Linked DNA regions of Homo sapiens: region 1 is linked to region 2. Evidence: chromatin contacts called from ENCODE Hi-C or POLR2A ChIA-PET data. All regions are on one chromosome and are shown on one strand. Each heading gives the region's core, a stretch centred on a gene start or an enhancer-like site at or near the end of the contact. The rest is flanking DNA. Distances are from core to core; before and after follow the strand shown. Region 1 holds the start of C1GALT1C1 (C1GALT1 specific chaperone 1). Region 2 holds the start of SLC25A5-AS1 (SLC25A5 antisense RNA 1).

Region 1 (3,421 bases), core at 703-3,202, 1.2 Mb before region 2:
GGACTACAGGCGCCCGCCACCTCGCCCGGCTAATTTTTTGTATTTTTAGTAGAGACGGGGTTTCACTGTGTTAGCCAGGATGGTCTCGATCTCCTGACCTCGTGATCCGCCCGCCTCGGAGTCTCGCTCTTTCGCCCAGGCCAGACTGCAGTGGCGCTATCTCGGCTCACTGCAAGCTCCGCCTCCCGGGTTCACGGCATTCTCCTGCCTCAGCCTCCCGAGTAGCTGGGACTACAGGCGCATGCCACCGCGCCCGGCTAATTTTTTGTATTTTTAGTAGAGACAGGGTTTCACCGTGTTAGCCAGGATGGTCTTGATCTCCTGACCTCAGGTGATCCACCTGCCTCGGCCTCCCACAGTTTTGGGATTACAGGCGTGAGCCACTGCGCCTGGCCAAAAATGAATTTTAAAAGACAGATCGGTGGCTCACACCTGTAATCCCAGCACTGTGGAAGGCCGAGGCGGGTGGAACACCTGAGGTCAGGAGTTCGAGACCAGCCTGGCCAACACGGCGAAACCCCGTCTCTACTAAAAAAAAAAATAATAATAACCAGACGTGGTGGCGCACACCTGTAATCCTAGCCACTAGGGAGGCTGAGGCAGGAGAATCACTTGAACCCGGGAGGCAGAGGCTGCAGTGAACCGAGATCCCGCCATTGCACTCCAGCCTGGGCAAAAAGAACGAAACTCGGTCTCAAAAAAAAAAAAAAAAAAAAGAGACACATCAAATATTTCGTGGAAAGAGAGCTCTGCACTCTTAATTAGAAGACCTGGGGGCCGTGCGCAGTGGCTCAAGCCTGTAATCCCAGCACTTTGGGAGGCCGAGGCGGGTGGATCACCTGAGGTCAGGAATTCAAGACCAGCCTGGCCAACCCCGTCTCTACTAATAATACAAAAATTAGCCGGGCGTGGTGGCGGGCGTCTGTAATCCCAGCTGCTAGGGAGGCTGAGGTAGAAGAATCGCTTGAACCCGGGAGGCAGAGGTTGCAGTGAGCCGAGATCGTGCCATTGCACTCCAGCCTGGGCAACAAGAGTGAAACTCCGTCTCAAAAAAAAAAAAAAAAGAGACCTGGATTCCAGTCCCACCTCTGCCATTAACTTGCTGTGTGGACTTTTGAAATTTCCTTATCCTTTTTAGGCCTGGTTCCTCAGCTGTAGTTCTAATATTCATTAATTCCACTAATATTTACTGTCCACTGCGTGCTGGCACTGTGGTTAAGTACTAGAAATACTGGGGTGAATAATAACAGCCAGTACTTTTTAGTAAATGCTTACTCTAGGCTTGAAATTTTGCTAAGGGAGTCATATGCACTATCTCATCTAATTTTCTATGAAATAGGCACTACTGTGACATTTTCTGTACTTTACAAATGAGGGAACTGAGGCACAGCGAGGTGAAATAACTTTCCTGGGATATCAAAAGGTGTGGTGAAGACAGGATTGGATTCCAGGCAGTGGGGCTTCAGATCTCATTCCAGTAATAATAGGAAACCGTTGGTGTCATAATTACGTGACTATTTCAGTGGCTTGCGTTTTGGTCTCAGCCCAGGAGTACTGGGGGGGTGGGCAATATGAGGGTTCAAGGACGCAGGGGTACATCAGAGAAACCATCAAGAGGTCTGATAAAAAGCGACACCGGGAGCAAGAATCTCTCGCTCTCGCAATTTCCATGCCAGGAAGGTGAAATGGGAGGTGTCAGCGAGTCGTACGCACGGCCTCTTCTCTGGACGCCCGTTGGGTAAAGGAGAGCGTCCGGGTCACGCAGGCCTATAGCAAGTCTCTGAACTCGGCAGGGGGCGGGGAGAAAGGGCACGCAGTGTGCGCGCAGCGGGCGCGCCGGCCCTTCCGACGCCTGCGCGGGCGGGCAAACGGACGGCTCCGCCCAGCCGCCGGCTCCTTTACCCCGCCCCACTACCCCCGCCTTCGCGGCGCTCGTTTCCTGGCGCTCCCCACCTTTAGCGAGACCAACGAGAGAACACCGCCTGCAGCTAGAACAGCCTGGTCAGGAGCGTAACGGAGTGGTGCGCCAACGTGAGAGGAAACCCGTGCGCGGCTGCGCTTTCCTGTCCCCAAGCCGTTCTAGACGCGGGTGAGTGGCGGGGCCTCGACCCCCACCCCAAGCGCACCCTGACTCCCCTCCCTCTCTTGGGGGAGGCCTGGGCCCCAGCCCTCTCCCAGCATGCTCCACGCGGGATGCTTGGGCAGGTGCAGCGGGAGGATTGTCAGCACAGGAGACCGAGAGTCTTCTTCCTGGGGGCGCTCTCTTGGTCCCTCAGAGGGATATCGAGGTTACCATGTCCTCCCTCTCACTTCTCTTCCCTATTTCGTCTTCGTTTTCCGTACTTCACCCCAACTACCTTCACCCAAAAAGGTTCATCTAAAAACCATTGGGGTAGTTTCTGTTTCATTTGTGCTCGTGTGCAGTTTTGTTTCCTTCTGCACAAAGTATCCTATCATATGCATCCCTAGTGTTATATTTTTTGCCTCTGTGATGGGGAAAAAATCTCCTTAGAATAATTTTTGCAAATTATTTTATTTAAAATGTGTAGACTTACTGAGTTTTGATCACTATTTTTGCAGCCAGGAGTAGGATCACCATCAGGAAGAATTCTGACACATATGCCATAATTGAGCAAAGAAACATGTGAATTATGTATTGGCCAGAAATAATGAAAACTGCGTGACATGAAATACAAAAATCCTATATAAATTAATCTTAGAGTGCACCTGACAATTCTTTTTCTTTTTTCTTTCTTTCTTTCTTTTTTTTTTTTGAAACAGAGTCTCGCTCTTGTTGCCCAGGCCGGAGTGCTGTGGTGCGATCTTGGCTCACTGCCTGCAACCTCCGCCTCCCGGGTTCAAGCAATTCTCCTGCCTCAGCCTCCTGAGTAGCTGGGATTACAGTCATATGCCACCATGCCCGGCTAATTTTTGTATTTTTAGTCGAGACAGGGTCTCACCATGTTGGCCAGGCTGGTCTTGAACTCCCTACCTCAGGTGATCCACCTGCCTCGGCCTCCCAAAGTGCTGGGATTACAGGCGTGAGCCACCGCACACAGCCGACAATTCTAATATTATGCCGAGCTTGTTTTCTGTCACTTCTCTTCTTGGAACTGTGTTTATTGACCAAGTTCTGTGAGTGACACAGGAAAGTCTTCCTGCCTCTTGCCCCACCCACCGCTCAGAAATTACATCTGCCAAGCTATTCCACACCTTGTCTTTCTGGTAGAAGTCAAAATTCCATTTCCTCTAGCAGAAAACCACAGGAGTGGTTTCCTTGTAGCAATATGGTGCTGTTGGGTGCAAAATATCAGTTATGGTCAACAGATCCCACTTTTTTCCCATTTGTATGAAAACAAGGATATTCAGTAACCCATTTATTAAACTCTAATGTGGTAGAAGCACTATGGCAATTATTCTT
Region 2 (3,301 bases), core at 78-2,577:
GGCAACAGCAGTGACAGTCTGTGCGATCATCCAGCTGATGACGATGTGAGTGTTCTTGGGATCCGGAAGCATTCCTGGGAATAGGAAAGAGATGCTTTTACCAAAAAGCAGAGTTTTACTGACTTCCTTTCCCCACATCCCCTAAACACGTCATCTGTACACAAGGGTTGCATTGGATGATCTTGGCTTCCTTTAGCAATTAAAAAAACAACTCTTTAGCTCTTGGACTGTTAGGTTGGTACAATGCTCTTTTAAACTGTCTCCTAAGAACACAACGTTAAAGCCCACAGCAAACTTACCCTTTGCAGTGTCATAGATACCGAAGTAGGCGGCTCGGTAGATGATAATACCCTGCACAGACACGTTAAAGCCTTGGTACAGGCCCTTAATCCCATCAGATTTGTAGATCTTAACCAGGCAGTCACCGAGGCCTCGGAATTCCCTTTCAGCTCCAGCTTTACCCACATCAGCTGCTAGACGGGTACGGGCAAAATCAAGAGGGTACACAAAACACAGGGATGTGGCCCCTGCGGCACCACCCGATGCCAGATTCCCTGCAAAGTAGAGCCAAAACTGGGTTCTCTTGTCCACACCACCCAGGAAGATCTGCTTGTATTTATCTTTGAAGGCGAAGTTAAGAGCCTGGGTGGGGAAGTATCTGATGACATTGGCCAGGTTACCGCGCCAGAAGGACAGAACTCCCTGCTCCTTGGGAATACGGACCACGCAGTCTATAATGCCTTTGTATTGCTTATCTGCAGTGATCTGCTTGCTGGCATGCTGCACCTAACAGACAGGAAGGAAGCCAACAGGGACAGTTATAACCATGGGGAAGGGAAAGAGAAGAGCTTATGCCATCTCGATCAATGCCCTTTAAGGTAGGCTCCCCTCTCTCAAATCTAGTCTTCGTATATCATACTGGCTGGACCCTCCCAACCCTCTGAGGCTGTCACAGGGGAAGAGGTGATCTGCACCAGTAGCATTAAGCCTCCACCCCTCTGAGTGGAGAGGGGGCATCCTCCAGCGGACCCGTGACCTTCAGACCTAGGAGAAAGGTCATTACCTCAAACCCAGGTTCAGAGGCATTAGGGCGAGTCCCACATAGGGCGCGGTCACCTTGGGGACCGCAGCCTACGCCTCAAGTCTCCTGAGCTGCTTCCGTCTCGCTCCGCCCCCACTCCGCTCCCAGAGGTGACCCGAGCGCCGCCGCCGCCAGCCCTACACGCTAGCCCAGGAGCGCCCTCTAGAGCCGGCACTGGAGAGCGCGCGGCGCAGGGAGGCAGGCGGAGACGCGGCGGCAGCGGCCGCGGCTGCGCGGGGGCGGACGTAAAAGGCACACGCGCTTCCCGGCGCCGGCTTCCGGCCCGGCGAGGTTTGAGCGCGTCCGCGGGCTGGGAGGCCGCTGGACCCGGGCGCATGGCCTCCCCCGGGCAGTTATCTCCTTGCCGCGACCTTGAGGTCTTCGGTAAGAACTGGCGTTCCTCTTTCTAACGCCGGCTTTCGGCCTTCGCCCTTGACGCCCAGGCCCGGGGAGGCCGTCACTCAGAAACTGCTCCATCCGAGTCCGCCGCCTCGGAGATGCCGAGAGCCTGGTCCTGCCCTCTGCCCCCGGCCCCTTCCTAGACTCACTACTTCAGGTCACTAAAGGCGCCTCCCACCAGTTTGACTTCTGTTCTGCCTCTGCGCCCCGCTCTGGCCTCTCCTAAGCCGCTTCCCTGGCCATGTCTTTAGAGTTCGCTCCCCGCCACCCCTCGGGCGCCCGCCTTCTGTGCGACCCTTCCCCCCACTTCCTGGTTGGGCTCCTGGATCCCAGGACGTACCTGCAGCAGCAGCTTGACCCGCTCGATGGGCGCTACCGCCGTCTTGGAGATGGCTGCGGCCACTCCACCTGCCAGGAAGTCCTTGGCGAAGGACACAGCGGCATCTGTCATGTTGAAAGAGGAGGCAGACTGCTGCAGGACGGGACTGGGCCGGGAACCGGCTTTGACTCCGGCGCTGCGGGGCGGAGCGAAGCAAATGGCCGATTTATATAGGGGGAGCCGGAGCTGGAGCGGCAGGCGTCGGAGGCGGGGCCGGGGCGGGGTCTGGGCCCCGGCGCGCTGGGCGGCAGAGCCGCTGAGTGGCCCAGCTCGCAGGAGGAGGAGTCGTGGAGGGCGGGCCGGGACTGCTCTCCGCGCCGCCCGTGCTCGCCCTCGGCACCTGACCCGGCGAGAGGAAGGGGCGGGTCCAGAGAACACCCGGGACTTGAACGCTGGACCCTGAGAGAGGCCTCGGAGAGGGGAGGAAGGGTGAGGTCACGATGTGCCTGGACAAAAACCCTTGGAGCAGGACCAGGACTAGGGTGAGACGCATTTGCTACAGGGATGCCAAAAGAACCCTTCAGTCATCGAGATAAACAGTAGTCAATGCGATACTTTAAAAAAGTCGTATGGGCAAACTACATCCTACTGGCCGGCCCCCTTGTTTTGTAAATAAAGTTTAATTGGAGTGTCAAGGCTGGGTTTAGGGTGAGGCAAGCGAGACAAGGTCATGCAAGTGCAGGTTGGGATCCTGTCTGTATTTCAAATGTTGATCATTTGTTCATCATGGATTTTTGCATTGCTTCTGATTTTTTTAAAATAGTACATGAAAAATCATTTGTCTTAATTACTGAGTTGTTTTTCACCAAGGTGAATGCCTCACTCTTCCCACTCTAGACCGTGTGCTGTCCTGGAGCCAGTGAAACCAGACGAAATTAAGGGAACAGCAGACGAAGGAACTGCCACCGTGCCCCAGACCCTGGTTTGCAAATACAGTTCGACAAAGATCTTGCCAGGAATTGGCCTGGGAGAGTCCAAAGGACTGGGCTGGGGGTGGGGAAATGATTTTAGCCAGAAGACAAATATAGAGGTTGTACCCAGAAGGTTAAGAGGCTTAGGAAGGTTAAGAACTACGTTAACATTTGGCTCCCAGGACCCCAGGTAAAGTGCCCTTGGATTGAATAGATTTCTGAACTCCAGAAACATTTAGAGGAATCAATAGAATTAGATTGGCAGCCATTGTGCCAATGGACAAGTGCTTACTGAGCCCCTTAATCCCTTCACTGGGTAAGCATTTGCCACACATGTCCTCAAAAACCTACTTGTTAGCTTAAGTGGACTCCCTCAAGTTCAGAACAGGAGCAAATAGTGTAATCACAAGTTCCGTGTCTGAATAATCATAACAATGTTTATAAAAATAAGGACGACTGTTGAAAACTGCAACTGCAGCTGAACCTTATGTGCCCAGACTTCAGAATTCCCATAGGCAAAATGCCAGCAGG

Evidence for each region. A loop is a pair of places that touch in the nucleus more often than their neighbours do. ChIA-PET counts read pairs that join two places held with the same protein, here RNA polymerase II (POLR2A). Pooled maps may share reads with other maps.
Region 1: a loop to region 2 is called in a pooled map, with 15 times the contacts of the local background. The contact joins the promoter of C1GALT1C1 here to the promoter of SLC25A5-AS1 in region 2. A Hi-C loop is called at or near these places in 1 of 37 single-sample maps with no recorded cell type and 9 of 50 pooled maps. POLR2A ChIA-PET finds 5 or more read pairs at or near these places in 1 of 52 experiments (PC-9).

Annotation. Positions count from the first base shown.
Region 1 is chrX:120,628,585-120,632,005 of GRCh38, reverse strand. C1GALT1C1 (C1GALT1 specific chaperone 1) reads left to right here and starts at 1,952. Exons shown (of 2, transcript NM_001011551.3): 1 at 1,952-2,089. RefSeq lists a silencer at 1,715-1,984 and an enhancer at 1,644-2,571.
Region 2 is chrX:119,467,146-119,470,446 of GRCh38, reverse strand. It overlaps SLC25A5-AS1 (SLC25A5 antisense RNA 1), which reads left to right and starts at 1,327. Exons shown (of 1, transcript NR_028443.1): 1 at 1,327-3,301. SLC25A5 (solute carrier family 25 member 5) reads right to left here and starts at 2,003. Exons shown (of 4, transcript NM_001152.5): 1 at 1,821-2,003; 2 at 300-786; 3 at 1-74. The coding sequence starts at 1,931. RefSeq lists silencers at 1,214-1,453, 1,944-2,323.